Linked DNA regions of Mus musculus: region 2 is linked to region 1. The links are chromatin loops, found by intact Hi-C in ENCODE. Cell type or tissue: gastrocnemius. All regions are shown on one strand. Links, peaks and the distances in the headings refer to the core of each region. The heading gives the core; the rest is flanking DNA. Region 1 holds the start of Atp5g2 (ATP synthase, H+ transporting, mitochondrial F0 complex, subunit C2 (subunit 9)). Region 2 holds the start of Prr13 (proline rich 13).

Region 1 (15,953 bases), core at 10,954-15,953:
GGTGAGAAGCACATGGGACTCACAATGGTAACTTCGAGTTTTTGTTTTTGTTTTGTTTTTTGCTTAAGCTCAAGGATTGTTATAGGTGCCCAGTCCATTTCATATTATGCCTCATGGTTTATATAACACATCAGCTCTCTGGATAGATGAAGGTTTTGTGGTGGTAGTGCTGAGAGTTGTACTCAGGTTTTCGCACATGCTAGCCAAGTGCCCTATCACTGGTTTTTGTTTGTTTGTTTGTTTGTTTGTCTTGCTTTGTTCACATCTGTGTTCTGAGGTCCATGACAATACTTTGAATATAGTAGATGTTAAAAAAAATGTTCAAGGTGTAGGACCTATACCTCAGTGATAGAGAACTTGCCTAGTGTTTGTGAGTTCAAATCTCCAGTACTCCAAAAACAATCTGTTGAGTATATACATATGTTATGTACACATATACATATGTATACATATATGAATATGTATATGTGTATGTGTATATGTATGTATATGTATGTGTGTATATGTATACATGTATGTGTGTATATATGTGTACATATGTATATGCGTGTATATATATGTATATACATATATGTATCATTCTTTTTATAATTTACAAAAACATAGCCACACCTTGTAGCACAGACTGGCCTTAAACTTGCAGCAATCCTCCTGTCTCAGTCCTTTGTGTTCAAGGATTACAGTCATGAGCAAGTTAGCCTGGCTTATATTTCATAATTTTTGAGACAAGGCCTCACTCTGTAACTTGGCTGACCTGGAATGTGCTAGGCAAACCAGGTTAGATGGCCCAGACCTCACACAGATCCACCTGCCACTGCCTCTTGAATGCTGGGATTAAAGGTGACCATGTCTGGCTCATAATTTTTTAAAGAAAGCAAAATGTTCATTTTAATCATGATTTTCATTTAGTTATCTTGGCTAGAATTCATTCTACTTTCTCAACTTTTATTACCTATAAAGCCTTTTATTTAATATGCATATGCTATGCATCTGAAGTCTAATCTTTTATTTGTTTTGGTTTTGAGAAAGGGTCTCACTGTACATATAATATGCATATCCTATACATATTATACTTATGTGTGAAGTGATTCTTAGTGATTATAAATTCAAAAAACAAGGCACTACATATTATTTCTTCATTCCTTTCTTTCTCTCTCTTCTTTCTTCTTCTTTTTCCAAGACAGGGTTTCTCTGGCTAGTTAGCTCTGGCTGTCCTAGAACTCTCTCTCTCTCTGCAAACCAGGCTGGCTTTGAACTCAGAGATCTGCCTGCCTCTGCCTCCCCAGTGCTGGAATGAAAGGTGTGTGCCACCACACCTGGAACATTTTCTTTTAAAAAAATACTCATGCACAATATATAGTACCATACCTTGCAAAGTAAACATTCAATAAATGTCAGCTAATCGTTTAATGTCATCACAGGGGACAAGGGAAAGTGAGAATGACCAGACCTAAGCTCTACGATACGCACGTGAAGATGAAAATGAGCTAGTTTTCTGTATTTTACAAATGAGGACACTGAGGCACAGAGATTTGTTTTCCTCGGAGTCACATAATAAATTAGTAACATCCCCAAATTAGGCTTTGCTTGTAAATCCTAGCACTTGGGATGTGAAGCAGGAGTGTCACAAGTTCAAGGCCAGCCTCAACCACAAGAGACCCTGTCTCAAAAAGGGCATTTGCGGTGGGGATTAGAGGTCAGGAACCCAGCATAGTAGTGCTCGCCTTTAATCCTAGCACTGCAGCAGAGGCAGGCAGATGTGAGTTCAAGGCCAGCCTAATCTACAAATAGAGTTCCAAGCCAGTCAGGGTCACACATTGAGGCCCTGTCTCAAAACTAAAAACAAATGAAAGATTAGACTTCAGATACTGTACTGGCTTGTTCTTTGTGTCAACTTGACACAAGCTGGAGTTATCACAGAGAAGGGAGCCTCCCTTGAGGAAATGCCTCCATGAGATCCAGCTGTAAGGCATTTTCTCAATTAGTGAGGGCCCATTGTAGGTGGTGCCATCGCTGGGCTGGGAGTCCTGGGTTCTATAAGAAAGCAAGCTGAGCAAGCCAGGGGAAGCAAGCCAGTAAGCAACATCCGTCCCTCCATGGCCTCTGCATCAGCTCCTGCCTCCAGGTTCCTCCCCTGTGTGAGTTCCTGTCCGTCCTGACTTTCTTTGATGATGAACAACAATGTAGAAGTAAACGCTGAATAAACCCTTTTCTCCCCAACTTGCTTCTTGGTCATGAAATTTTGTGCAGGAATAGAAACCCTGACTAAGACAGAGATGTCTAGCTTGTAGTCTTCAGTTCTTCACAGCGCAATTAGGTTTGTTTTCTAACTTGTCTGTGACTTCCTCAAGTTGAGAAATATTTGTTGATTTTGTTTTTCTTCTTTCTTTCTCTCTTTTCTTCCTCCCTCCCTTCATTTTTCTCTTTCTTCCTTTCTTTTTCTTTAAGACTTTATTTTTATGTGTTTAGGTGTTTTGCCTGCTTGTGTGTGCACTTTATGCATGCAGTGCTTACAGAGGCCAGAAGAGGGCAATGGACCCTATGCGGCTGGCATTATGAACTGTTATTAGCTGCCATGTGGGTGCTGGATAATAAACCTAGGTTATCTGGAGGTACTCTTAACAGATTAGCCACCTCTCCAGCTGCTCCCTCCTTCAACATTTTTAGATAATAAGGTCCAAGTCATGGCGTCTAAATAAATAAGTAGGATATGTACAAATTCTTTTAAATTTTTATTTATTTAATTTTATTTTATGTGCATTGGTGGTTTTGCCTGCATTCACGTCTGTGTGAGGGTGTTGGATCCCCTGGACCTGGAGCTACACAGTTGTGAGCTGTGGGTGCTCGGACTGGAACCCAGATCCTCTAGAAGAGCAGTTAGTGCTCTTAACTGCTGAACCATCTCTCCAGCCCCCAATGTACAAATTCTTAATACAAATTCAAAAGCACTTAAATTCTGGTCTAGTAAATGCTTTTAATTAATTAATTTTTACTGTATAAAAATGAGTTTAATTTAGAAATAGGGGGTGGGGTTCTGGACATGACAGGACATGCCTGTGATCCTGTCACTCAGGAGGCAGAAGCAGGAAGTACAATCATAAGACCAACTGGTCTACAAAATACTTCCAAGCCAACCAGCAAAATCCTGTCTCAACAAACAAGCATTCAGGAGTCAGAGGTAGGCAGATCTCTGTGAGTTCAAGACTATCTTTGTCTCGAAAAACCAAAAAAGCCAGGCATGGTGGCACACACCTTTAATTCCAGCACTCAGGAGGCAGAGGCAGGTGGATTTCTGAGTTCGAGGCCAGCCTGGTCTACAAAGTGAGTTCCAGGACAGCCAGGGCTACACAGAGAGACCCTGTCTCAAAAAAAAAAAAAAAAAAAAAAAAAAAGAAAAAGAAAAAGAAAGAAAGAAAGAAAGAAAAGAAAAGAAAAGAAAAGAAAAGAAAAAGAAAAAAGAAAAGAAGAGAAAAACAAAACAAACAAAAAAGACTAGCTTTGTCTACATAGTGATTTAGGTCAGTTCTCTTGGGATTACAGGCAAAGTCAAATTTGAGGATATTACCGATTCATTATGTGACATTATGAGAAAAACTGTCTCAGAAAAAAAAATCCCTTTTTTTGTGATTTGTTTTTCCTATGCAGCCCAGGATGGCTCCTCCTGCCTGCCTCTTATCCTCACCTCTCTGCTGGGAAAATACTTTTGAGGACCTAATTTGTGACATTAAACATCCCACTGATCCCTACCTCCTCAGAAGCTGAAATATCAATGGTCCTTTCTTCACTCATACCTTGTGTCCTGCTACCTGGGAAACTAATTTAACAAGCCAAGAGCAAAGCCATCAGTCAGAGACCAGTATCCATCTCAGCCCCAGGAGTCTAACCAGGAGGTTGACATTAACTATCACAAATGGCCTTGAGGTAGATCTCAGTGCTAGAAATATACAGCTTTGTCTGCTGGAGGCTCTGGGTTCAAATCCCCAGCATCAAAAAGCAAGTACGAAAGGAGCTCAAGACCAAGAAGGAGTCATTGCTGAAGTACAAAGACATAAAAGTTGTAAAAGGAAAGACTTTTGGAAAGTTAACACTGGATAGGTTCTTCCTTCTGTAAATTCTTTTAAACTTGGAAAATAGAGTGTTGAGAGATGGAGTAACTCAGTAGTCACTCAGCTCAGTAGTAGTAGTAGAGCTGGAACTGGGCTCCTGAGCGGCTTCCTCCAAGCCAGGAGTTCATTCTGTGCTCACTGCCTCTAGCAAAATTACATAGCTTGCTTTTAAATCATCAGAATAAGAAATAAACTATGCAACCCTTTATACACACACATATACATACACATACATACATATACACACACACACACACACACACACGTGTGTGTGTGTGTGTTGTTTTTTGAGACAGGGTCTCTCTATTTAGATCTGGCTGTCCTAGAACTTACTATGTAGACCAGGCTAGCCTTAAAATCACAGAGCTTTGCCTCCCAAGTACTGGGATTGAAGACACATCACACCTGGCTCTCTGGAAATATTTTTAACTGACAAATAATAATTGTGTTTATTGATCAGGGTGTGGTAGCACATGGGTCTTGAATCCCAGCACTCAGAAAGCAGAGACAGGTGCAAGTTTGAGGGCAGTCTGATTTACATAATGAGTGCCAGGGCTGAGTAGAGAGACTCTGGCTCAAAACAAACAAAAAAAGTGTATATTTATGGGCATAATGTGATGTTTTGATCTACATATTCATTATAGAAAGACTCTATGTAGCTGATTAACATACACTTTATCCAGTCAATTCATTTGTATATGTCAGAGAAAACCTTAAAATTTATTTCAGCAGCCTTGAAATATCCAACACATTAAATGTAGTTAACTGCCAAGTTACTAAACCGTCTTTCTTCAAACTGTAACTTTGTATCCTTTGATCAACATCTCCCTTTTCTCCATCTCATCACTTGACATCTTTTATACCTTCGGTCGGTCCCTTTTATGTTTCTTCCTGTGAATCCTCCTGTCTGAGGTTTCATATTGAACAGAGCTAGCTGTGCCTGTATGATTTTGATTTTTTTCTTCTCTTAACTACTCTGTCTCCCGGCCAAAGGCAAATATATTCAAGACAATCAAGATTCTTTCTTGGTGACCTTTGAGGAAAAGAACTCATGGAATTTCGATACGTGGGATGCCAAACCTCCTCCTAACCTACCGGTCAATTAAAAGAGGTCTCTGTTCCCCTGAGGGTTGTTAACCAATCGGAGGAAAGGAAAGATCAATCTCATTTCTCCGTCACTCTACTGCAGGGAGGCTGCTAACCAGTTAGAATTTGCCACTAGAAGTCATTAGGAAAACTGGCCAATCAGACCAACCTTGTTACATGGCCTGGTCCGGAAGAGACCGGGACTGATTGGAAGGGATGGTTCTCGCTCCACACCCTTTCCTCCCAGGACCGCAGGTTCCCTAGTTGTTGAGAGAAGGACCCTTCCCAAGCCCAGGGTTAAGAATATCCCTAGACCCCACTCCCTCACGTGCCTCAATTCAGTTTTTTGGCATGCCCCTGCTCTCTTATTGTCTAATTTCCTGCTTTAAACCTTGTTGCAGAAGCCCTCAGGATTTTCAGCTTCACAGATTACCCATCACTATGTCAACTAACTGGTTTTGCATGATTTATGTGATTGAAAAAGTTTTGTAATATTTGAATCTCTTTCAGGAGATAACCGTGCAAGGACCCTTCACAATAAACAGTCTCACGGGAGCATGACAGAATTAAATTGCAGTGATCGTAACTATAATACTAACGATAATGATTATGGCGATTATTGAACTTTTACTGAGTACCAAGCCCTCTGCTAAAAGCTTCATGTACATTATTATCTCAATATAGGCTGCAGGGTAAGCGCTGTTATTATACCCAATTTTAAAAGGAGAGGGGAAAAATGACTTAAAAGGGTTAAATAACTTGCCCAAGGTCACATGTGATTTGGGAACTCAGGTTTGTCTAACTAAATCCTACCACTCGGGCCAGGGAATTATCAGACTCTGCAGTAACTTTTAGGAGAAGCCAGGGTTAGCTCCTCACAGGCCCTTTCTCTGATTCATCCTCCTCCGGGATTTTGTTAGCGATATATATACGAGATCTCTAAATTGTCGCAACCAACAGCTGCAACACCATTTGGTGGCGGCAGCTCCTAAGAACTATAGATTGTGCCTCTTAGGGTATGAAACTAAGAGCTACAAAGAATTCAGTTTTTGGCGGAGCGGGGTGTTCAGGGAACCTCAAGGGACCAACTCCTAAGCCCTGCTAGCCTGGGCCCCTCAGAGGGTGGCGGGTTTGCCTTTTCTCACACGGCATCTCACACTGCTTAGTACTTGGAAAAATACCTGTTGCTTCCTAAAGATCCCGGTTCTGCCCCTGCCCAGGTCAACAACTGGCACTGGAGGGAGATTTGGGGACCTCAGGAGAACCTGCGAGCATCCTAATCCAGCTGAAATCCAAGGTTTAGGAAAGGCGGGGAGTCCTCCACCCTCTTCTTCCATTTCTCCCCACACTTTCCCTCCCTTTCAGGAGCTCAGGGCCATAAAAATGCAGATGGAGGATCGGTGTGAAATAACGGGCCCATATAAATCCCTCTGCCGCCCGCCTGCAAGATGGATTGGCCGCATTGAAATTCCTCCGCGAGGATAATTAAACTCGGGGCCTCATCCGGGCAAAATTACATTCCTGTAATGGCGTCGCTCGGGGTCCCGGGAAATTGCTCCGTGGGCTTTCAGCGGCGGTTTTTATCGCCGGCCGGGGTGTGCCTGGCTGCGGCTCGCCTCTCCTCCGGGACCGTAAAGCTGCTGCCGTGATTTATCCTCCCCTTCTCCCAAATCCGATTAAATGGAGGAGCTTGGGGCCGGGGCGCCGCGGGGCCGGGGGCCGGGAGGGGGTGGCGGGAAGGACGGGGCCAAGGAGGGGAGGACAAACGGCCCCTCAGAGGGTGGCGGATTTGCCTTTATTTACAGCCGCGGCTTTCTTTTTATTTTTTTATGGGGGTTTGGTGAGCTCTTCCCGTCTTTCTCGCGCTGCGTCCAAGCACCCTAACCGGACAGCCGGGCTAAGGGGCTGGGTCAGCCTTGCAGCCGTCTGCTAGGCTCGTGCGTTCCTGCGTGTACACAAAGGCCTGCTCCAGGACTAGCGCAGGAAAGCCCCCGCCCACCGCCACTGGGGGAGGGACGGGCGAAAGGGCAGTGAAGAAAAGTAGGGGCTTGCTTGGGGAGAGCACCTCGCAGGCGACTACTTATTCCAGCTCGCCCCCCAGCAAGTCCGACAGGAGGTAAACTGGTCGCCTGGGGTGACTTCGCACCCCTACTGCAGGCCACAGGTGCGGTTATCCCTAATTGATCCCAGGACTCACAAAAGGGAGAATCAGGCCTTGTTTACCCCCCCAGTCTTATGACTCGAAGATGCTGGGTTTTTTTCATGCTTTGCTCATCAACGAGATAGGGAAAACAAAAATAAAAATAAGTTAAAGCAGAAACTGCCATGGCATTTTGCTAATAGCATTGGGCCAGTTCCCATCTCCCACCCAACGTTGCCAGTGTCCTGAGGGTGACAAGAAGCCAAGAGTTCTGTGATTTTATTTTCCCCTGCTACATTTTAGGCACTGAACCCCAATCCCTACTGTATGCTATAAACAATTTCCGAGTAGACTGGGTAGGGTGTTTTTTGGTTTTTTTTTTTTTCCTTAACTTTGCGCATGCTCGGAAAGGGGACTCGAGTCCAAGACTCCAAAAATGCTGTGCAGTCCACAGTTCCACCACGTTGCAGATCAGCAAGAGTTGGCGGCTCTTCCGTGCACGGTGGGCTCCTTTTGCAGTTTCTCCTGTTGGACGCCAGGTGGAGTGCTTGTCCCCCAAGACACCACCAACCTGGCAGAGGGAGCTGTGGCGTCCCGGCCGATCCTCTAGCTTGTGTCCACTCTATCCATGGAGAAAAGCGACTCGTTGGCTCCGGCCGCGCATGCGCAGAGCCTTCCCTCGCGCTTCCCGCGCCCCCGCCCCTCTCTGTCTTCTCTGCCCTGGGAGCAGGTAAGGCCTTGAGGCCTCGCGTCCTCTTCGTGCCGCGCAGGCGCGCGCAGCAGTACCCCTTGCGAGGACGCGTGGCCGCCCTGACCTTGCTAGCTCCCACGCGGGTCCCTGAGCCCTCGCGGTCCCGGCATCCCCACGCGGAGGGCTACCCCTTCCTCGTGCCGATGACCTCTAACCGCGCGGGCCTGGCGCCATCTTGGGTGTCTCACGGGGGTTGGGGGCTCTGCGGCCGGCGAAAGGCAGATGCTGGCGAGCGTGTTCTCTCCGGGCGCGAACCAAGGCTTTTATGGGTGCTCTTCGCTCACCCACACGCCTTTCACCATTGTCATGACCCCAGACTCTCCCCTCCTACCTTTGCCTCCCCTTGTCATCCTGAATCAAAATAGCCTTTATTTTTTATTTTTTTGAAGCTTGCAGACTTTGAACCTCAGGACCTCTGGCGCAGTCAAGCTAGTTCACCGTCCAAAGCCATCATCTCCCTAGTCAGCATCCTTCAGTTTGAAATAAACTGAACGTGGTAGAGAGTAACAGAACAGGCTAACCGGCCTGTGCACAGGTGGCAGGAGTGAGGCCTGAGCGAGGCCTGTTCCCTTAGAAACTGGTTGCCTCTAATGAAGGCCCTGACATACTAATGAAGTTAGAAATAAAATCTTAAATGGTGGAAATGGAGGTTTCTGTTAGGCAGCAAGCCCAGAAGATGGGAGCAATACGAGCTTTAGAATTTATACCTGCCAGCTAGTGGGAAGGTTTAAGGAACGGAATGGTTAAGTGGGGAATTCTCATTGTGGAGGGTTTCATTGCTCTGGTGTGGGCTTGCCCATATTAAGTGACCACTGGAAGGGCTCGCCGAATGATACGCTTGGGTTTATTACACACCAGCAACAGATTATACTATTCCATATGTTTGTAAACTATTAAATTTAATTCCCCTACTTTTTTTTTTTTTTAAGAATTGTTTACTGAGTTCTCTGCAAGCAAGCAGTGGGTTGGGCAGTAATTAGAGTATTGCCAGAACTACATTTTATAAGTTACCATGTTAAAACTTGTTTTTGGAAAAACGTCTTCCATTTTATTTTGGCTTCTTGACTCTAACCCACGTTTACCTCAAATTTATGATCCTTCTGCATCAGCCTCCCCAGTGCTAGGATCACTTGCACATACCACCATGCCTAACTTCAGACCTCCCTTTATTCACGTGTATGGTGACATGTATGCATGCATGCTGAGAGGTTAATGTGGGGGGCATTTCCACTCCACCCTCACCTTTCGAGACAGGATGTCTTACTGACCTGAAGCTCATCGACTCTGATTGCAAGCCAGTCAGCTTCAGGCCACCTGCTTCCATAGGTACCCAGCGCACGGGGTGTGGCAGGCACCATCATCTAAGCCATCAACCCAGCTTAAGCCTCTATTGCAAAAGTTTTAAAGAAGTACTGGGTTTCGACTCAATTAAACCTGAGTAGGTGGGCATCAAATCTGGGTTTAGGTTGCATAAAGACAAAAGGGAGGAGTTTGTTACAGGGTCGCACTGTGTAGCCAAGAATTCACAGAGCTCTGTCTGCCTCTCTGCCTTCTGAGTGCTGGGATGATAGATGTGTTCCACCGAATCCAGCAAAAAGTAAAGTTTTAGATAGAGCCAGCCTGAAGACAAACATTGGTCTAAAAGTAAAATTCAGGATTTACAAGTAGCATATCTGCCTTGGACAGGTTGCGTCCAGTGTACTTAAGGGAGTAGTGTTTAACAGGCCTATACTTTGAGCATCTTAGTTTATGGGCTATTCAAACTTCAGAGAGAAAAAGCAGGGGACGTAGCTTGGTGGTAGGACACGTTACCTAGATTGCACTAAGGTCCTAGGTTCTACCTCCAGTGTGGCCTCCCTCTGAGTGAAATTACAGAGTTACAGTCCTTTCTCTCTCACTGACAACCTGTTAGTGTTGTTGAGGCCATACCATTGTATACCTTAAATATAAAATGATTGGAAAAGTTGTTTAAAATATTGGCACCAGAGATCTTGTGTTTAGGGACTGGAGAGATGGCTCAGAAGTTAAGAGCAACTGCTGCTGTTCCAGAGGCCCCAAGTTTGGTTCCCAGCACCGGTGTGATGGTTCATAACCATCTCTAGGGAGTTCAGTGCCAGCTCTGACCTACCTTCTTGGGCACTAGGTGTGCATGCGGACAAAACATACATACAAATCTAAAAATGTCCTAAATTATTTTATGTGTGTGAATGTGCAGGTGCACATGTGCCTGTGGAGATCAGAAGAAAGCTCTTGGAAGTACTTCTTCCACTATGTGCTCCAAGAATCAAACTTGTTTTATCAGGTTTATAGGGCACATGGTTTTACCCTCTGAGCCATGCTGCTGGCCCAGTGACAGTCACTTCATATATATATATATATATTCCCTCAGATAATTCTGATTCAAGTGGACTTCTCGCTTCACTTGAGGAAGACACTGTCCTAAACCTTTACCTTACATATTCTTCCTTTGGATCTTGAAGACACAAAACTTAATACCCCTTAATGGAGTGGTGAAATTTTACAGTTGATGCTTATTAGATTAATGCTAGGGTTTCCCTCATTGATTGGCTGTATCTTGTTAAAGTAGAAATCAGTATTTTAAGGAGTGAGATGCTAAAAAGATAGTTGAAAAACTTCCAGTGACTTAGTCTTCTGAGAACTCTCCCAGAAGTTTAGGGATTCTGTAGGGATGGAGATACAGCCAGCACTAGGCCAGTGTGCTTCAGGTCTAGGGCTCTAGCCCTAACAATCCCCAGACTCTACCCAATAAAAATGAATACTAGTTCTTTCTGTCTTGAAACAAGGTCTTACTCAGTAGCTCAGGCTGGCCTGGAACTTTCTGCAATTTTGCCCTTGCCTCCTGAGTACTAGGATTGCAGGTGGTTGGAGCCTGTACACTGTACACTGACTGCTTCTAGGCCCAGACACTGAGACCAGAGAAGGGATGCTTTTGAACCTAGAAGAAGAAAAGGAAAGCAAGGGATGCTGGGGAAATTACGTTGACAATCCCAAACCGTGGGCTGTGGAAGTGGTCATGGTTCTTTAAGCAGGGAGCAAGTCACTTACTTGCCCAGGCCATGAAAGTCACTTGATTTCAGGATTCTGGTGTCATTTTGGCTCTCTGAGCTAATTAAGCTTCCTAGCGATCCTTCTCAGGTGTGAGGATGAAGTTTAAGTAGCAAAGCAAAGTGTTTACAATGCTGCTGCTTATTTCCAGCCCTCCTGCCTCGGCCCCTCACCCCTGAAAATGTACGCCTGCTCCAAGTTCGTCTCTACCCGCTCCCTGGTGAGTACATTTTCTGGAAGGACTTTAAAGGACACCTTGTTTCTTCATATAGGAGAATGCCAGAGATGTCCAAACTTGTAGTATAGGGATGTGACATTATCATGTACAAGTGTGCAGGGCTGCCTTCATAGCTTCCCTAAGGTGCCTGTGCCTGCAGTGAAAGAGAAGGCCTTCTGCCTGGAAAAGTGTTAGGCTCTGAAGCAGCAGGAGGTTAGAAATGTAAAAATAATAAGATAGTGGGTGCTCTTGCTAAGTTCAAGGGTGTGCTGCTGTTGGGAGGTACCAGCTACTAAGCACTTGCTTCATGCCTCATGCTGTTCACCAGTCTGTATCTCCCCATTTACTCCTCAGAACCCTAAGATTGTCCCCATTTGACAGGTGCAGAAATAGGCTGAAAATCATTAAGTAACTTAGCCCTTATACTGCATACCTGATAGAAAGTTAACATTTGGGATTGGAGAGATGGCTTAACAGTTAAGAGCATGGTTACCCTTGCAGACAACTTGGGTTTGGTTCCTGGCATCCAAATGGCCGTTCGTAATCACTGTAATTGCAGTTCCAGGGCATCCAGTGTCATCTGGTCATTGTGAGCACCAGGCACCCACAAGGTGTGCATACATACATGTAGACAAAACACTAATAAACACAAGAGGAAGTTACCACCAAAGGGATAAAGATACAGTCCAGTGTAGAGTGCCTGCCTAGCATGTACAAAGCCCAGGGTTCCGTCCCTCGTACAAAAAAAGAAGCAGCAGCCAGACAGAGTGGCTCATGTGTGAGCTAGGACTTGGGAGGATGAGTAGGAAGGTTGGCTAGTACGAATTTAAGATCAGCATGGCCTACCATGAGATCCTGTCAAGAAGAGGTATGTAAGCCTCGTAATTCTGTCTCTGTTGTCTGCCATGTATCTTAGAGATAAAGTCTTGGAGCTGATGAGAAAGGGCTGTCAGGATGAGGTGAGGTTTGAACATGGCTCTTTACATCCATTTTCCAGAGGAGGATACATGTATTCAGGGGAGAACACCGTAATCCTTGGCTTTCCTAGGAGCCAACTATTACCTGTAAATGTATCCCTTGTTGAGTGAAGCAGATACATCTGGGGCTTAGATCTCTTCTGATTCTCAAAAGGGTAAAAGAGTAGAGCAGAAGTTGTGGCCTCCTATGGCCCCTACAAGGAAAAACACTTTTCTTTCCATAAAGCAAAACCTGAAAAGCAAGACAATGACCCTGAATTCAGAATTTGTTGATACAAGGAATAATGTGACACAGTGCACGTGTGAAGTCCCAGTACCAGGGACACTAAAGCAGGAGGGTTGCTTAGCCTGGGGCTTCAAGGTCAGCCTGGGCAACATAGCAAGATTTCTGTGTCTTTTAGGATTTGTTTTGTTTTTAAAGATTTTTTTTGTTGTTGTTTTGTAGAAAATTGTCTCATGTGTATGAGTGTTTTGCTTACATATATGATATGTGTGCCTAGTATGGTATGCAAGGAGATCAGAAGAGTGCTGGATCTGCAGTTACGGATGAGTGTGAGACACTGTGTGGGTGTTGGGAATTGAACCTGGGTCTCTTCTAATGCCCTTAACCTCTAAGGCATCTCTCCAGTCCAGTTGTTGTTGTTTTTGTTTTGAGACAGGGTCTCTGTGTAGCCCTGGCTAGCCTGGAACTTGTAGAGATCCGCCTTCCTCTGCTTCCTAAGTCTAGATTAAAGGTGCCTGCCCGTCTCAAAAAAAAAAAAAAAAAAAAAAAATAGAAAGACTGATTCAAGGTTCAGAGAACATCCTACTGTGTGCAATGGAATGCTCTAAAAGTCACCTCCACAGCCTTCCTGACCTCCCTGCCCTTGTCATTCCACTAGATCAGGAGCACCTCTCTCAGGAGCACCTCTCAGCTGCTGAGTCGTCCGCTGTCTGCAGTGGAGTTGAAGCGACCACAGATGCCAACAGATGAGGTAGGTACCTTAAGGTGGAGTTGGAGCTATGGTTTGGTGAGGAGGAGTAAAGAGGGTTACCTCCCCGGACCAGTAGGGGGAGTGCTGAGGATAATCACCACAGGCTGGCATTCAGGAAGGATCAGACCTTTGCTGCTCTAGGTAGAAATGGAAGGCAGTGAATACTCTGTGTTGGCAGTTGCATCTGGTAGTTCCTGCTTTGGTGGACCTCTGTCAGCTCCCATTATTAGGCCTGGTCTGCTGACCAGGTATTGGGGGTCAAGAACAGGCTCATGTCTCATAACACTTGTAGACCATACTGGGTTGTGGAGGTATTTGAACCCTGCCTCCTACATTAAAAAGTTATCTTGCCAACATTTTAGGGAGGTTTTCAGGGAACTAAATGATTTTTCCATTGAGGGAGGAACATCAGATTTGACAGCCAGCCTAGCAGTTTGAAATAGTACAATGTTTCCAAAGCAAAACACTGAATTGATAACAAAAATCCCTGCCTTCTGTCTGCCTCTTTGTCACAGAGCCTCAGCAGCTTGGCGGTCCGGCGGCCTCTGACTTCACTTATCCCTAGCCGCAGTTTCCAAACCAGCGCCATTTCAAGGGACATCGACACAGCTGCCAAGTTCATTGGAGCTGGGGCTGCGACAGTTGGGGTGGCTGGCTCTGGGGCAGGGATTGGGACTGTTTTTGGGAGTCTCATCATTGGCTATGCCAGGTAAGGATACCTGGGCCCTCTGTTGGCTCTGTTGAGTGTTCCAAAAGCCGGGTCTAGAGCTTCACTGTCCTGTGCAGAGGCCACTAACTCAGTGTTGTTACTTTTTATCTAAATTTCTGGATTTTGTTTGAGATAAGAGTAAACCAACTTGTGCCTCCATATGCATGTGTTCGAACACATGTGAATATACACCCACACCTAAATGCATAAATAATAATTTTTGTTTCCTCATTATGTTGCCCTAGTTGGTTGGCATAGAACTCACAGAGCCCTGCTTGTTTGAATGTTGGCATTAAGGGCATGTACAGCCACACCTTGCTTTAATTTTTTTTAAATATGAATACTACTATGAAGATTATACTAGCTGTGATAATCCAGACCTGTGATGCCAACAGTTGTGTGAGAGAGGCAGAATGATCAGCAGCTCTGGGTTAGCCTGGGCTACATGGTGAGTTCAGCCCAGCCTAGTCTATATGAGACCCTGTCTCACATAAAATTGAGGTTTTCAGTTACTCTTTCCTGTAATTCCAAGTGCTTAGGAGCTGGAGACAACCGTGGTTGACAGTGCATCTGTAGCACATGCACATTGCCAGAGTTCTCTTGAATGGCTGTAGTATGGAGTAGGGACTGGCAGTCCAAGTCACTGCCTGGCTTTCTATGGTTGAGTTAAATTGTATGGCCCTGGCTGCCTCAGACTCCTGCTTCCCCGGTGCCAGGAAGTTTTTACATCCTTTAAAAGTATTTTTAAAAGCAGCAAGAAGAGGTTTTCCATGTTCTTACAAGGAAGCCACAGTCTACAGTGCTGGCTGCTGTGAGTCAGTGCATCATCATATGCAGTTCTTGTTTACACGCTAGAGTAAACGTCAGCACGATAGGCTCTGTGGTCCCACAGCCCCAAGTGAAAACCCCGGCCTTAACAGAGAAGGCCTCCATCCCTGGGCTCCTGCCAGTCAGTGCCATAGCCTTACTGCTGTTCTCCTCATCTTGGGGAGTCCCCTTGCTCCTGGGACAGCTGCCTCTGCTGCCAGCCCTGCCGGCCCCGGGCACCTGGGACTATTTAGTCTCTGCCACCTCTGGGCAAGTCACTGAAGAGCTAAATTAATCCCCTGGAGACCAGCGGGATCTTCTCGTCTGGGGAAGTGGTTCTTTTTCTCAGGATTTGCATTGAACAAGAAGCCTGATTACTTTTGTGTCCACAATTGTGCAAGAGTTTGTGCTGATTTACCTTACCCATGAGACTCTGTAGATACCAGGGTAAGGGAAATGAAAATCATCTATTGACTTGTAAAGTTAGCTCACAGTTGTCCTATTTGGATTCATATTATAAATATATCATACCACAAGCTCCATTCAGTGTCTTAAAGCCCAAAATCAAAGCTGTGATGGCACACACCTTTAATTGCAGCATTAGAAACCTTGTATCAAAAACCAAAATCATTAAAAAAAAATCTTGACTATTTTCAGATGACCAAAGAAAGCCTTCTGCCTCTCCTGCGTTCTGGAACAGTGTTATTCCCGTAGCGTCCTGGTATATACAGGGTGTGAGCTGCAACCCATCTGCAGTTTTGCTTCTTTGTCCTGTTAAGGTTCTGCTTCTTGAGAAAGAGCCAGCCATTTTGAGTATTCTCCATTCTGTTCTGACCCTGAATGTTAAATATCCAGGCCTGTGGTTCTAAGTTACTATGGTAGGAGAGATCCACTGGGGAAGGTGATGTTTGCACACAGGCTGTCAACACCATCTAAGATTGTCGTCTCTACCGTGTTTTAACCCCTGTTGAAACTTTAGTGCTAGAGTTTGAGTACAATGGGGTCTCTCCTAGATGGATCTTCTTATGAATAAGCTTCAAGTGTCTAGAAGTCCACCTTAGACGTTTGGCCTTTTCCTTGTGTGGACTAGAAATTCAGTCTTCTCTCCTTTTTCCCAGGA
Region 2 (16,140 bases), core at 6,433-11,432, 210 kb after region 1:
AAAGGAAGTAGGGAAAACCCCAGGAAAAAAAAGCCAATTAAGGAACAAGTTTACTGGACTGGCAAGATGGCTCAGCAGGTAAGAGTGCTGACTGCCCTTCCAAAGGTCCTGAGTTCAAATCCCAGCAATGACATGGTGACTCACAACTGCCCTTAATGAGACCTGATGCCCTCTTCTGGTGTGTCTGAAGACAGCTTCAGTGTACTTATTTAAATAAATCTTTGAGCAGGATTGAGCAGGGACTGAGCGAGTTAGATAACCAGAGCGAGTGGGGTTGACTAGAACAAGCAGAGGTCCTAAATACAATTCCCAACAACCAAATGAAAGCTCACAAGCATCTGTACAGCTACAGTGTACTCATAAACATAAAATAAATAAAACTTTAAAAACAAAAACAAGTTTACTGTCAGATCTAAGCTGAAAGTTTAACCTAAAGATTTTGCAGGTGGGCCAGTAAAAACAGTGGGGCTCCCAACAGCTAGAATGCTATCCACTTTCCATGAGGTCACACATATGGCATCAGGCAAAAAATAAAAATCAAGGAGTTTTATTAAGGCTGACCAAGAGTTACAGTCAACACTGAGACAGTGAAGTCCTGTGGGTGGGTTAAGAACCTTGAGCACAGGGCTGGTGAGATGGCTCAGTGGGTAAGAGCACCCGAATGCTCTTCCGAAGGTCCAGAGTTCAAATCCCAGCAACCACATGGTGGCTCACAACCATCTGCAACAAGATCTGACTCCCTCTTCTGGAGTGTCTGAAGACAGCTACAGTGTACTTACATATATTAATAATAAATAAATCTTAAAAAAAAAAAAAAAGAACCTTGAGCACACAAGGTCCTGGGTGAAATCCCAGACACAAAGCAGGGAGAGAGGGTTGGCAATAGGTTCAATTGTCAAGCCTGAAGACCTGAGTTCAACAAGAGTTCAGCTGAGTTCCCTTGAGACTAACTACCACTTATTATCCTGATTGCCACACTTGGACCCTGGCGTGTGCCCGCACATATACAAATAAAATACAATGTAATACAATGTAAGGAGACAGATGGGCTGAAGAAACCGTTCAGTGGTTAAAAGCACTGGCTGCTCTTCCAGAGGACCTAGTTTACATTCCCAGCACCCACACACTTGCTCACAATCACCTGTTTTTCTACAGTCCTAGAGGATCAGACTCCCTCTTTTGGACTCTGTGAACACCAAGCATGCATACAGTGCACAGAAATACATCCAGGCAAAACATTTTATGTAGTAGTGCTCTATCAAATAAGTAAGTTTGTTAGTTAGTTTGTTTGTTTGTTTTAATTATTTATTTTATGTATGTGAGTTACACTGTAGCTGTCTTCAAACACACCAGAAGAGGGCACTGGATTCCCTAAAGATGGTTGTAAGCCACCATGTGGTTGCTGGAAATTGAACTCAGGACTTCTGCCTCTGGAAGAGCAGTCAGTGCTCTTAATCCCTGAGCCATCTCTCTAGCCCAAGTTTGTTTTTTTTGTTTTTTTTTTAAAGAGCACTTATTAATATTGCAGAGGACCCAGTTTCTGTTCCCAGCACTCACATCAGGCAGCTGACAAGTCACCTGTAACTCAGTCCTAAGACATCAAAGTGCATCTGGTCTTCGTGGTCTTATGTGCTTGCATACAAGTATTACACATAAACTCACGTAGACATATAAATTTTATTTTTTTCCTGAGACTGGTTGTCTCCAACTCTAACCCTGGAATCACTCTGTAGACTCGGGCTGGCCTCAAAATCCCTTGTGTTGGGACTAAAGACATGCACCACCACTGTCCAGCACAAAATATATCTTTAAAATGAGGAAGATAAGGGGAGAGAGAGAAGAATCTAATAGCAATATCTGACTATGGATCAAGAAATTTTCCAAAGCAGAAATGGGTGAACTTGCCTAGGATCACAAAACAACATATTTATCTACAGAAAGTATTCAAAAAAAAGCCAGCAAGCTACAGATTCATTTCATTATTCATAGTCGCTAGAGCTAAACTGCCAAATTTGCATGTTTTTTAAAGATTTGATTTTCTTACATGTATATGAGTGTTTACTTATAGATGTATGTGCGACACATGCCATGTGTCTACAAGACCAGAGACTTTGCTATTGGGTTTTTATTGTTGTTGTTTGTTTGTTTTTTGTTTTTCAAGACAGGGTTTCTCTGTGTAGTCCTGGCTGTCCTGAAACTCACTCTGTAGACCAGGCTGACCTCAAAGTCAGAAATCCGCCTGACTCTGCCCCCTAAATGCTGGGATTAAAGGCATGTGCCACCAGTGCCCAGCTGCTATTGGTTTTTTTGTTTGTTTGTTTGTTTGTTTGTTTGTTTCAGACAGGATAGGGTAGCCCTGGTTGGCTTAGAATCCGTTCTGAGATCCACCTACCTCTGCCTTCAGAGTGCTAGGATTAGAGCTGGAGAGATGGCTCAGTGGTTAAGAGCAATGTCTGTTCTTCCAGAGGTCCTGAGTTCAATCCTTAGCAACCACATGGTGGCTCACAACCATCTGTAATGGGATCAGATGCCTCCTTCTGATGTGTCTGAAAACCATGACAAGTGTACTCATATGCATAAAATAAATAAAATTATAATCTTTTTTTAAAAAATCTGAGAACTATCACCTTTGGGAGTATGGACTGGTGTACAGAGGAGGGGTGGCAAACCCAATGGTTTCAGGAACCAGGCCAGTAATGGAATTGGGAGGAGCTAAGAGAGAGTACAGAAGACCCAGGGCTCATTTATACAGGGCTCAACCATTACACTTAGCCAGAACTTATATCTTTAGATATGTCAGTGCATGCCAAAGTTTCAGCTTGAAATGTAAATCATTAGGAAATGACTGGCATCTTAAAAAGACAGTGGTTCCCCCACAGTGCTCAGATATAGCCAGTGGCTCCCAATGTTTCAACTGCTGTTCACTAAAGTAGTCACTTCCACATTAAGAATATAGGGAATAGGCTAAGCAAAGTGGCTTAGAGAACCAAAAGTCCTGTAGACTAGCTAATACAGCAAGTTCCAAGACATCTAAGGAGGCCCTCTCTCAAAAACAAAACAAAAATAAAGGCAGGCGGTGATAGCTCACACTTTTAATCCCAGTATTGGGGAAGCAGAGCAGGTGAAACTCTGTAAACCTGGGGCCAGCCTGATCCACATAGTGAGTTCTAGGACAGCCAGAGTTATATAATGAAGACCTGTCTCAAAAAAAGAAACAAACAAAAAACAGGTCTGAGAATGTACCTCAGCACGTGTGCTTGCCTAACATGCTCAAAGACATAGCTTTATTCCCTGAACCAATAATACTTGGATCCTGAAAACTTGTTAGCTAGCCCACCTAGCCAGGTTCAGTTACAGGTTCAGTTAGAGATTGTTTCAAGGGAATAAGGTAGAGAGCAATAGAGGAAGACACCCAAAGTCTTACTCTGGCCTCCAAATTTGTGTGTGTGTGTGTGTGTGTGTGTGTATGTGTATGTGTATGTATACACATATATACATACACACATCTTTATGTATATAGATTTTTATATATGCAAATATATGTATTTATATAATGTATATTAGTACTCTGTAGCTATCTTCAGATATTAACAAAAGAGAGTAGCAAATCCCATTACAGATGGATTCGAGCCACTGTGCAGTTGTGCTGGGAATTGAATTCAGGGGCTCTGGAAGAGCAGTTAAGTGCTATTAAGCACTGAGCCATCTCTCTAGTCCCATATATACTAGTATACTGTATATTTATATATAATACATATTTATTTCTTCTAACATATAGATACATAAATATTTATGTCCTTTAGAAAACCCTAATACTCTAATAAAATACTTTCTAAAACTTCAAGAGCTGGGGTTGTGAGCATGTTTACCTACATACCAGGCACAAGGCCCCAGGTTCAGGCCCCAGCACTACATAAAATAAGGCAAACCAGTACACACCCATAATTCCAGCCCCGAGGAAACACAGAAAGATCAGGAAGTTGTTCATCTTGGCTACGTAGTGAGCTTGAGTTATGGACTACATAGGACCATCAAACTGGCTTGTTGTTGTTCTGTTTCTTTCTTATCGTCAAAAATTAAATCCAGGACAACATACAGGCAAGGCAAACCTTCTGCCACTGAGCCTCCTCAGTTCTGGGCACTGTGGCTTGGGTTTATCATGGCAGTACCTGGGATGCTGAGGGAAGAAGACCTTAAATTCAAGGTCAACTTGAGTTAGATACCAAGACTCTAAAAAAAAAAAGGAGGGTGGTGATGGAGAGATGTTTCTGTGGTTAAGAGCAGGGGTTGCTCTTCTAAAGGGCCTGGGTTCAATTTCCAGAGACCCATAATGATCAGTAACTCCAGTACCACAGTATCCTCTGCCCTCTTCTGGCTTTTACAGGAACTGCATGACATAAAGCACATACATACTAGACCTGTACAGACCTCTGTGTGTGTGTGTGTGTTTGTGTGTGTCTGTGTGTGTGTGTGTGTCTGTGTGTGTGTCTGTGTCTGTGTGTGTGTGGTATGTATGTATGTACCTATCTATCTATCTATCTATCTATCCATTTATCTATCTATCTTATTTATTAGATCAAGGGCAGAACCCTAAATTGCCCCCCCTTAAAGTTGATGAGCCGCCAAGGATTGAAAACCTCTGAAGCCAGCTGGGCATAGTCGGCCACTCCTTTAATCCCAGCCTTGGAATTCTGAGATCTGTGAGTTGGAAGCTAGCCTCCTCTACCTATTGAGTACAGGCTAGCCAAGGCTACATACTCAGACCCTGTCTGGAAGAAAACCTCTGTAGCAAATGAAAACATATGCAAATGGGTCCGTATCTGGGAGAGCAATGTGGATTCAGTCTGTAAAACCTGAGTTCATTCTGAAGGCTCTTCCCCTCTTAGACTAGCACAGTATCCTCTTCACTGATGCGCTGGCTCCGCACTAAACACCACACTTTAGGCTGGGGACGTAGCTCCAGATAAAGTCCGTGACTAGGAGGCACAGGTCTTGGTTCAAGCCCATAAACAACGTGTGGTGGCTGAAGCTTGTGATCCCAGCACTCCAAATGTGGAGACATAAGGATCTGTATATCAAAGTCACCATATATATATATATATATATATATATATATATATATATGTGTGTGTGTGTGTGTGTGTGTGTGTGTGTGTGTATGTGTATGTGTATATGTATATATGCATATGTATATATGCTTATGTATATGTATACACACATATATGTGTGTACATATATATACATATACACATATATATGCACACACATATATACATATATATGCATATACACACATACATATATATGCATATATTCACACACATATATGAAGCCTGGGTGATGTGAGACTCTCAGAGGAATTAAAAAAATAAAAATAAAAAAGTGACGTACTTTAAAGAGTATGACCAAGAGTAACAAAACTAGCCCAGTCAAGGTAATGGCACAGGTGAGTAGAACCTGGAAGAAGAACTTTTATTTGGACTTAGAGCCATCAAAGATAACATACTGAACTAAGGAATAAGTCGGGTCCCAAAAGAGCTCACCAAGTAAAGAGACTGCACTTTCCAGCAGCTCGACAGTTACTGAGATCCAAAAGCCCTGCCGGGAACACAGTTGCCATTAAATCACTCTCATGTGCCGCCATTACAAAAGTAGAGGTTTTTCATCACAAACTGTCACAAACCCAAGTCACAAGTGTTACAAAAGAAAGTGGAAGAAAAAAAAAAATCACATGGTGCAGATCTTAAAATGGTGCTCCCCATTTAGCTCAGAGGTCTTGCCATCTTCAAAAGACAGTTCCCCCCACTGACCTCATCAGCTACGATCAGATCAAGAAGGCCGCTTTGCTTTTGCTAGCTAGCCCTTGACAGCCGGGACAGAACAGCAGGGGAAGGCACAGGTAGGAGTGGGGCAGGGAGCAGAGGGCTAATGCCCCTCACTCCGTACGAGGATGACAGCTGAAGCTTGGTGGGAGAGTGGAGCTGGTGAGGCTGGAGGGGAGGAGGCTCCAGGCCCTGCGTTCAGTCAGAGTCACTGCTGGAAGAGGAGGAGGAAGAGGAGGAGTGCTGCAAGGGGAAAGGACACATCATCAGACCCAGATGACCTCTGGTTACCCCAAAGGCCATTTTTTTCATGCCCCACCCATCCACCCAAGTATCCAGTAAGCAGGAGTCTCGTACTGTCCTGTCCCAATAACCAACAAAATCAAGGGTTTCCTGCAGCAGGGAAGGTACAAGAATGGATTAAATTGTCCTCAACCTCAACACATTGCCTTCCAACCAAGTTTCCACACCTAGCTAGGACCAGGAAAGTGGAGCAGGGTGTGGGAGGCTGCTGCTACCTTAATCATCCCTCCTTGTTTGTTTTAAGGAATGACAAACTAGCCAGGTGGTGGCGCACGCCTTTAAACCCAGAGGCAGAGGCCGGCGGATTTCTTGAGTTCAAGGCCAACCTGGTCTACAAAGTGAGTTCCAGGACAGCCAGGGCTATACAGAGAAACCCTGTGTTGAAAAAAAAAAAAAAAAAAAAAAAAAAAAAAGAATGACAAACTAGAATCTCTCTGCACCTCAGGGAGGGTAGGAACGGCCACCGTGTGGGCCATGCTGTATTTCTAAGTCCCACTAGGGGAAAAAGTGGGGAAGATGGCAGAGACAGACAGATGGCTGGAGAAATCCCATCCCAGGATCCACACAGACATACCTCCATCAACTACCGTAAAAAAAAAAAAAATGTTTTTAGACTCTCGGGGTACTCTCCCTGGTTAGTGTCTCATTTCCTTCCCTACTCCCCACATGTCTACCTAAGACCCAGACTCAGGAACTAGAGCCCAGATCCACGGAGCAAACAAACACGGGCATAAAGTCTATTCGAAGCCTCAAGTTTCAGACTGAGGTCTTCCTGAGTCCTCAGGGGAACTCCCCCCCTCACTAATGGGTTCCTGTGGAAGGACTGTACTGGTCTTGTGAAGGAAAATCCCCTTTCACCCCAGGCTTTGCTGGAGGCTGAGTCACAGAAGGCTCGTCCAGGGAATTAACTCAGTACCAGGGAATACTGAAGGAGATAAAGAAAATCCAGGAACTAAGGGCCATATGACCACTCAGTAAACTATTATGCTTTGTCACTGTGCTTTGTCACTCTTTTGACATTTAGACAACCTCAGTGGGTGTGTCCAATTTACCAAAGGATACACCCGGGGTGGGTGAGGGAAGTTACTGGGAAAGAGTTAGGTAAAGAAGGTCGAGGGCTTTTGGCACAGAAATCCTCCCCGCACCCCTTCACTTTTCCTTGGCAGATGGGAGTGATCTGATGCCTCAATATTACTAAACTCCTTTCAGGAGGATCCCCTTACTTAAAGGAAAAACCATCTACATCTGCTAAAGCGACAAGGTTGCGGGCTACCGCTCCCACACACCATCGCCTGTGCCCACAAACCGTGAAAGTCCTTCCCCAACTCCTGATCACCCCTGGTCCCTCTGAACGGAGCTCCTTCCCCAGCCAGGCTCCAGATGACACTGACCTTCCCGTGCTTGTGATGCTTGTGCGACTTCTTATGAGCTTTCTTCATTTTCTTCCGAGTCTTCTTGTCTATCACGATTCCGGGACCCACCATGCCAGGAGCCGGAGGATTCACGGGGCACATGCCAGGAGCAGGTGGTGGGTATGGGGGAGGGTAGGGACCTGAGGGTTGGTATCCTGGACACCCTGGTTGTGGTACAGGATAAGGGGGACGACACGGAGGGAAAGCTGGGTTTCCCTGGGGAATTCCGGGAGGACAGGGGCCAGGGGGAAAGGCAGGATTGAGAGGTGGTGGACAGGCAGGATTGGAACCTCCTGGGCACACAACTTGGGGTGGATATGGATTCGGTCCTGGAAGAAGAATCCGAGAATAAAGATTAGAACTGTCCGGAACCTCTATCAACACATAATACAAATCACTACCGTTCTTAAGCCTTATGGAAAGGCAGAACTTGGTAACTAGCAGTGGTCCGGTGGCTTTGCTTTTGCTTGGGGCTGCGGGGATAGATAGAAACTTCCTGTTTCATTGCAAAATGGGCTGGGGCAGGTCAGAGGAGAGCCCCCAGGAACTTACCAGCATTAGGATTCCACATGTCGAGATGTTAGCTCAAGCCTAGGAAGTAAACCAGGCAAAGTCTGAAGGTTCCAGGAAGGGAGGAGGATTTTCGAGAACCCGAGCCCCACCCTACAGCCTCCACCCTACCAAGACTCTCACAGATAAACCTCCACTTAAAAATGGGCTGCACTCTGGAAACAGAGGCAGGTGGATCTCTGAGTTCCAGACCAGCCTGGTCGAAAAAGAGTTACAGGACAGCTAGAGCTACCCTGTGTCAAACCCAAAACAAAAGGAAATGAAAAAAAGTTCCCTGCTGGGCGTGGGGGTGCACACCTTTAATACCAGCACTTGGGAGGCAGAGGCAGGCGAATGAGGCCAGCCTGGTCTACAAAGTAAGTTCCAGGACAGCTGGAGCTATACAGAGAAACCCTGTCTCGAAATAACAAAAACAAACAAACAAACAAAAACAAAACAAAAAAAAAAGTTCCCTTTTTCTTTCCCGCATCCTCATAGCCTACTCTAGCCCAGGATTTAAATCACAGGAACTCTCTTCCCAGGGCCCCTCCCACTTTCACTATCTCACCTGGATGGAGAAGTCTCATTTCCCTCTCCCTGGAAAGGGACCGGAGGCCTTTAAGCATCCGTAGTGTGAGATGGGACCTAAACTCCCTGCTCGCCCCGGGGGCACCCCTGAAGTGAAGCTAAAATAAACAAATAAATAAAAATAAATAAATAAACAAACAAATAATCCCATCCTGAATATCAAGAAAGACACTCCAGGTCCCAAAACTCTTAGAACACACACACAACCCCCAAAGAGCAAATGGAGTTCTTAGTTCTCAGGAATAAATGGATCCCTGGCCCAGCTAAGAGGAGAGATGGAATTTGGGAGGCCAGATGCCCTGTCACCTTCCCAGATCGCCAGCCCGCTCCTGTCCTCCTTCTCAGTCTGGGTTCGCACTTCCTGGTCACTCCTATTCATTCTATACTTCCGCACCGCCCCTGTGACCTAGTTAATAATTATGTGATCACTTTGACACGATGATTGGAGAACTGACTTGTCAATCGCTGTGGTCCAACTAAACAAGGAGGAAACCGTTGCGCTGGCCGCCAGGCGGAGCCTTAGGGAGAAAACATTGCGTTGTGAAATACATACAGGTGAAATACGGAGACGCAGCGGAAATGCTCCTTAGGGCGGGACCGAGGCGGGGTCAGCTCCAAGCAAGGACCTGAGCCAACGAGATAAACTCTCACTGTTTTTTTTTGTTGTTGTTTTGCTTAAATTTTAAGATTTTTTTTTTTAATGTGTATGAGTGTTTTGCCTCAGTGTATGTGCACCAAGTGCCTGCTTGATGGGTAGACTTGTCTGTAACCTAGCATTTTGGAAATGGAGGAAGAGAATCAGAATTTAAAGACAATATTAGCTTCTTAGGGAACCCTACATAAAACCTCAGAGAGAGCTCTGTCATGATGGCACAACACCTTTAGTCCCTGAACTCAGGAGGCAGAGGCAGGTGAATCTCTGAGTTTGAAACCAGCATGGTCTGCATAGTGAGTTCCAAGACAGCCAGAGCCACACAGACCAGCCCTGTCTCTGACTCGGAAAATAACAACAAAAACAAACAAACAAAAAAAGGCCTCAGAGAACAAAAGGAGGAAGTTCTGCTGAGTCCCAGCCCTGGGCTTCAATGTTGCCAGCTGCTAGAACCACAGCCTGTGGTTCTTTTTTTGTAGAAAGATAAGAGACAGGGTTTCAATGTGTTCAGCAGATGGTGCAGTTATAGTTTCATGTCATTGTTCTGGGTAACTAAGTGAATTCATTTTTGGTTTTGATGTTTTTGAGACAATCTACCAGTATGACTTGGGTTGACTTTGGATGAAAAGCAGTCATCCCATATCTCTCTCTCTCTCTCTCTCTCTCTCTCTCTCTCTCTCTCTCGGGTGCTAGAAAAACAAAAGCAAGCCACAACTCTCAGAATTTTTTTTTTTTGGTTTTTCGAGACAGAGTTTCTCTGTATAGCCCTGGCTGTCCTGGAACTCACTTTGTAGACCAGGCTGGCCTCGAACTCAGAAATCCACCTGCCTCTGCCTCCCGAGTGCTAGGGTTAAAGGTGTGGGCCACCAAGCCCAGCTAACCCCAGCACTTTGCAGATAGGGCTTACAGGATCCTGAGTTCAAGGTCACCCTTGGCAACACAGAGAGTTTTAGGTCATCCTGCGCTACATGAGACCCTGTTCATAGATAAAATGATGAATAAATCAAGGACTTTCCCACAAGCCACACAAGGCCTGGACCTTAGCTGTCTACATTCCTCTCCCCACCCTCTACACTTTTATTTTATTTTATTTTATTTTATTTTATTTTATTTTTTTTTATTTTTTTTCCAAGACAGGGTATTCTCTGTATAGCCCTGGCTGTCCTGGAACTCACTCTGTAGACCAGGCTGGCCTCGAACTCAGAAATCCTCCTGCCTCTCCCTCCCGAGGGCTGGGATTAAAGGCATGCGCCACCATGCCCGGCACTTTTATTTATTTTTGAGACAGGATCTCACACTCAGTTTAGGATGGCCTCAGCCTGCTATGTTGCCAAGATGATCTCAAACTTTTACAAATATTTACAACAATTTTTATTAGGTGTGATAACTATTCTTGGTTGTCGGGACACACCTTTTTTTTTTTCTTCTTAACCTGAAGTAGGTGAATAGATTACTTAATCTAGATTTTGAAGTGGGAAGACACACCTCTAACCTGGGCCATACCATCTGCTGGAAACCTAGATAAGGACACTGAAGAAGGACACTTTGCTCTTGGCCAGTTTGTTCTCTCCTGGAAAGGAAAGTCCATTTCTTTACCGGCATTAAAGCCTAGTTCTTTGGGAGTCCACCATGTACTGAAGACATCCAAGCACGTGGACTGTACTGGACTGTTGGACTTCCTGCTTACAGCCAGTCATTGTTGGATTTGCTGGGTTGCAGCCTGTAAATCATTCTAATAAATCCTGCTTACCTGCATCTATATCTCTGCCTATATATTTATAGATAGAAATTAATACATTAGGGTAAGATGAAAATTTATTCTTTTTTTTTTTTTTTTTTTGCTTTTTCCGAGACAGGGTTTCTCTGCGTAGCCCTGGCTGTCCTGGAACTCACTTTGTAGACCAGGCTGGCCTCGAACTCAGAAATCTGCCTGCCTCTGCCTCCAAAGTGCTGGGATTAAAGGCGTGTGCCACCACGCCTGGCTTGAAAATTTATTCTTAATGTATACATTCGGGGATGTATAAGAGTACACTGAAGCCATTTTCAGAAACACCAGGAGAGGGTAATCAGATCCCATTACAGATGGTTGTGAGCCACCGTGTGGTTGTTGGGGGTTGAACTCAGGACCTCTGGAAGAGTGGTCATTGCTCTTAACTGTTGAGCCATCTCTCCATCCCAAAATTGTATTCTTAATGTATAGAATATGAAGGAAAACATATATATTTATTTTTTTAAAGAAAGCTTTTTAAAATATATGAAATGCTTCCCAACTTTGTGGGTTACCCTTGTACAGGGACAACAATAATCTCTGTATTGTTTTAATTTAGTGTTTGTGCTGTAGAAGCAATGTAGTATATGTGCTGTTTGTCTGTCTGTTCGTCTGTATGTGCACCTGTGCATGGAGGTGCCCACAGAGGCCCGAAGAGGGCCTCGGGTACCCTAGAGCGAGAATTATGGGCATCTGTGAACTTGCTAATAGGAGCACTGGAAACTAAACCCTGGTTCCCTGAAAGAGCAGCAAGTGCTCCTAACTTAGCCCTCTCTCTCCAGCCTCTGACTTTGAAATGTTGATCCTCCCTGCCTGCCTACAGCTCCAGATCAGCTCCGGCCTCCACCTTCCCTGTGCTAGGATTACAAGGACCTGCCACACTGCTTATGCAGTGCTAGGGATGGAACCCAGGGCTTCCCGAATGTTCTGTAAGTACTATGCCAAGCGAGGTATAGCGCCACCCCCTGGTGCTCCTGGGCAACTGCTGCCTAGGTAACCTCGCTCACCTCCCTGAGTCTGGACAGATCCCCACAGTGTGAGCTTCAGCGATCTGAGTGCACTCAGGCCAATGGCTTCACTGTGGCCACTCCTCCAATGCCCAACAGGTGGTGCCACCATGTGAAAATTAGTCCTGGTGGTCCTAGAGAGATGACTTAGAGATTAAAAAGCATACACAGCTGTTCCAGAGCACTGGAGTTCAGTACTCAGCATTCATATTGAGTGGCTCCTAACTCCCCCGACTCCAGGGGTATCCAGTACCTTACCAGTGCCCCTCTGTACACCACACACACACACACACACACACACACACACACACAGACAGACAGACAGACAGACACAGAGAGAGACAGAGACAGAGAGTTTTAAAATGATATAAATAAAGTCTTCAAAAATAAATGTTGGAGCCGGGCGTGGTGGCGCACGCCTTTAATCCCAGCATTTGGGAGGCAAAGGCAGGCGGATTTCTGAGTTCGAGGCTAGCCTGGTCTACAAAGTGAGTTCCAGAACAGCCAGGGCTATACAGAGAAACCATGTCTCAAAAAAAAAAAAAAAAATGTTGATACCTGCCACAGGGGCACACACCTTTAATTCTATCACTTGAAAGAGAGAGAGAGAGCCAGGCGTGGTGGCTCACGCCTTTAATCCCAGCACTTGGGAGGCAGAGGCAGGTGGATTTTTGAGTTCGAGGCCACCCTGGTCTACAAAGTGAGTTCCAGGACAGCGAGGGCTATACAGAGAAACCCTGTCTCGAAAAACCAAAAAGAAACCCCCCCCCAAAAAAAAAAAAAAAAAAAAAAAGAAAGAGAGAGGCAGGTAGATTTCTGTGAGTTCAAGGCCAACCTGGTCTACATAGTGAGTTCCTGGCCAGCCAGAGCTACATAGTGAGACCTTGTCTAATAAGTAAGTAAATGCTAGTGTCTCAAGCATGTGCTCCAGATGCTGAGGCAAGAGGATTGTTTCGAGAGTCAGAGACTAGCCTGGGCTACATACTGCATAGCAGGTGTAAGTAAGCCAAGGCCACACAGTAAGACCCTGCCTCAAAAATAAATAAATAAATAAATAAATAAATAAATAATAAAGGGCTAGCCGGGCGTGGTGGCGCATGCCTTTAATCCCAGCACTCGGGAGGCAGAGGCAGGTGGATCTCTTGAGTTCCGAGTTCGAGGCCAGCCTGGTCTACAAAGTGAGTTCCAGGACAGCCAGGGCAATACAGAGAAACCCTGTCTCGAAAAAAACCAAAAAAAAAAAAAAATAAATAAATAAAATAAAGGGCTAAAGAGATGGCTTAGGAGCTCAGAGCAATTACTGCTCTTGCAAAGGACCTATTCCCAGCACCCACCCACATGGTGATTAACAACTGCTTGTGACTCCAGTTCCAGGAGCTTTGACATCTTCTTCTGACCTCCACAACCTCCTGCACGTATGTGGCACACACAAACTCACAAACACACGTACTATGAATAAAATAAACGGATCTTAAAGAAGTAAAAACACATTGATGAAGAGTGTGCGGGAACCTTATTTATTCTCTTTCCTGAGCATATCTACCCCATGGGTTAGAAACCCACAGAGAATGACAGCAGTAGGCATGTCGGCCACACGCATGTCGGCCTGTACAGAGAGTTCAAACAAGCTACTCATTTACATACACCTGAACAGTGTCGCCTACAGGATCGGGACTCCTAGAGCCAGGGCCTTGCTGAACACTGAGGAGACAAGAACTCTGCTGAGGCCGACAGGGGAAAACGGCAGAGGCGGGAGCTGAAAGGCAGTTCTCTGGGCAGCCCTGTGGACTCTCTGGGAAAGAGGACGCCCCGTGAGGGTAAGCCAGGGCTGCCAGGCGCTGCTGCACACACTCAGCTGTCAGCCGTGCTTCTGGGTCTGCGTCCCAGCAATCTTCCAGGAGCTCCCTCAGCCCCCGAGGGTCCTGGAGGGAGAGAGAGAAGATGGCAGGCCTGGCCAACCCCAGAGCAGACATCTCCAGTCTTCACTTCTCCCACGCACTCCGTTCCATTCTGCACGGAGTCCTTGCTAAGAGCATGTCTCACCACTCCTGACTCCGCACCCCACCTGTGGAAGGCCTCCAAGCCCCATTCCCTAAAGTCTAGACCCTTGAGTTTGTTCCCTGAGACAGACTCCTGGGATACCTTCCAACGGGTCTACCTTTTCCTCTAAGGATAATTCAGGCTGACAACTTTTGTGCTAATGGAAAGTTACTCTTCCTTCTCTTAGTCAAGCAGTGTGTCCTGCAGACAAAGCCTGGCTTCCACAGACCAATCCAATAGACACTAGTATGGTAGACATTTCAGGTAGGAGAGTGGGAGAAGGGACATCTCAGGAAACCATTTGTGAAGAGCTCTGCGTTCACTATCAGGTGACCCTTCTGACCTTGTTATACCTAGAGCTGGCTTTAATTGGTCCACAGTAGAAACAGAGCTGCATAGTACAAAATGATGGGGCACTGATTTGAACTTTGGGGTACACTATTCCTAAAGAGATACTGTCGCCGGGCAGTGGTGAAGCACACCTTTAATCCCAGCACTTGGGAGGTAAAGGCAGGTGGATTTCTGAGTTTGAGGCCAGCTTGGTCTACAGAGTGAGTTCCAGAACAGCCAGGGCTACTCAGAGAAACCCTGTCTCCAAAAACCTAAATAAATAAATAAATAAATAAATAAATAAAGAGAGAGAGAGATACTGTCAAAGGGGCTGAGGTCCATGTAAGAGAAAAGTCAGAGAGGACTTCCTGGAGGAGACGACTGAACAACAGAGTTAACTGTGGAGTAAGGGGATAGGAATAAAAAGGCTCCACAGGGTGGTATGTGGGTGGAACCAACTGTGTGACACTTGTAGAAGAAAAGGTAAACTGAGGCTCAGGATAGGAGGAGAAGGTCTGGTTGTGGCAGAGAAGTCCTTGAAATCCAAACTCAGCCCTGACTCCCGGTCCCCAGCTGGCAAGCCTATGGCTTCTTACTGTGGCAGAGCAGCTCCAAGTGGATGGGATGTTGGGGCGCTTCCTCTCCTCCACTGCCAGGGCCCAGAGCTCACAGGCACTGGGATTGCTGCCCAGTTCTGCCTCATAAGCCAATTGGAAAGGTGGTGGTCTGTGGTCTGGGAAAGGTATAGACATAGACTGTTAACCTACCCTGGCGAGGGGGCTCCCAGGTGATAAAACTAGGGGAGATCATAGCCTTCTGGAATAGAAGGCACGTGAGCCTTTGTTAGGTGGGACACTATGGGTAGACTTTACCAGGCCTCAAATCGGAACAGCGGCTCAGGATCTCCCACAGTAGTAGCGCCAGAGAGTAAACATCCGCTCTCTGGAGAGCTGTACCCCAGTCCTGCAAGTCTAGAGTCTTGTCCAAGAGCTCTGGAGCCATGTACCGCTGGGTGCCAGCCTGGAGAAGATGTGGAGTGCCAGGAGTCACCTCTATGGCAACCTGTCTTGCAGCTCTGGTCCACAAATTCCCCAATTACAGCAATGCTCTGTCTACTAGCAAAGCCGCACCGTTGCCACAGCAAAAGTTGTACTGTCATCAGAGCCACCGTCACCACAGGTCTCACACTTATCAAAAACACTCACCTCCAAAATGGCAGCGGGGCCTCGGGGTTGAGTAGGGGCCAAGGCAGGGGGCTGAGCAAGACCAGGGAGTACCAAGGCAAGGCCCAGGTCCCCGATGGCGCATGACCTATCTTCCCGAATGAGCACATTCTGGCTGCTCAGGTCTCGGTGGGCGATACCTGGTTTGTACTGGCCTGCGGACACAGGTCATGTGGTTCTCCTTGGTGCAGTCCTTCTCCCATAAGCGGAGAGAGAACTGGGCCTGCACGCATCGGGTGCGGCTACTGACTCCTCCCTCCCTGTTGCCGGATACTCACCATCCTGCCAACGCTCCTCGTGGAGAAAAGCCAAGCCCTCTGCCAGGGACAGAGCCATCCTCAAGGAACTTCCCCAGTCGCTCGTGTACTGAGTCAAGTAGTGGCATAAGGAGCCCTTGAGAAAAGCAGAGAGGAGCAGGGTGCACAGAGCTCAGGAGGTTCATTCCA

The links. Peaks named below come from ENCODE experiments on the same cell type or tissue, not always from the same donor. Only the 100,000 strongest peaks of a DNase experiment are listed, where the experiment ranks them.
Region 2: a loop joins it to region 1, with 4 times the contacts of the local background. A loop is called at or near these places in 5 of 42 quality-filtered maps.

The regions. Positions count from the first base shown.
Region 1 is chr15:102,663,127-102,679,079 of GRCm38, reverse strand. It overlaps Atp5g2 (ATP synthase, H+ transporting, mitochondrial F0 complex, subunit C2 (subunit 9)), which reads left to right and starts at 8,033. Exons shown (of 5, transcript NM_026468.2): 1 at 8,033-8,062; 2 at 11,301-11,369; 3 at 13,225-13,317; 4 at 13,833-14,026; 5 at 15,952-15,953. The coding sequence starts at 11,331. Mir688 (microRNA 688) reads left to right here and starts at 7,214; the gene lies at 7,214-7,288. In gastrocnemius, for the core only: a CTCF peak has its summit at 13,385 (motif pointing right); DNase peaks (open chromatin) are centred at 13,395 and 15,016; H3K27ac peaks cover 1,732 bases.
Region 2 is chr15:102,452,096-102,468,235 of GRCm38, reverse strand. Prr13 (proline rich 13) reads right to left here and starts at 9,066. Exons shown (of 4, transcript NM_001170911.1): 1 at 8,981-9,066; 2 at 8,090-8,128; 3 at 7,517-7,866; 4 at 5,430-6,065. The coding sequence starts at 8,108. The coding sequence ends at 6,021. It overlaps Amhr2 (anti-Mullerian hormone type 2 receptor), which reads right to left. Exons shown (of 11, transcript NM_144547.2): 7 at 15,973-16,087; 8 at 15,677-15,849; 9 at 15,344-15,491; 10 at 15,068-15,204; 11 at 13,597-14,023. The coding sequence ends at 13,730. It also overlaps the pseudogene Gm24128. In gastrocnemius, for the core only: a CTCF peak has its summit at 9,182; DNase peaks (open chromatin) are centred at 7,697, 8,746 and 9,167; H3K4me3 peaks cover 2,883 bases; H3K27ac peaks cover 3,991 bases.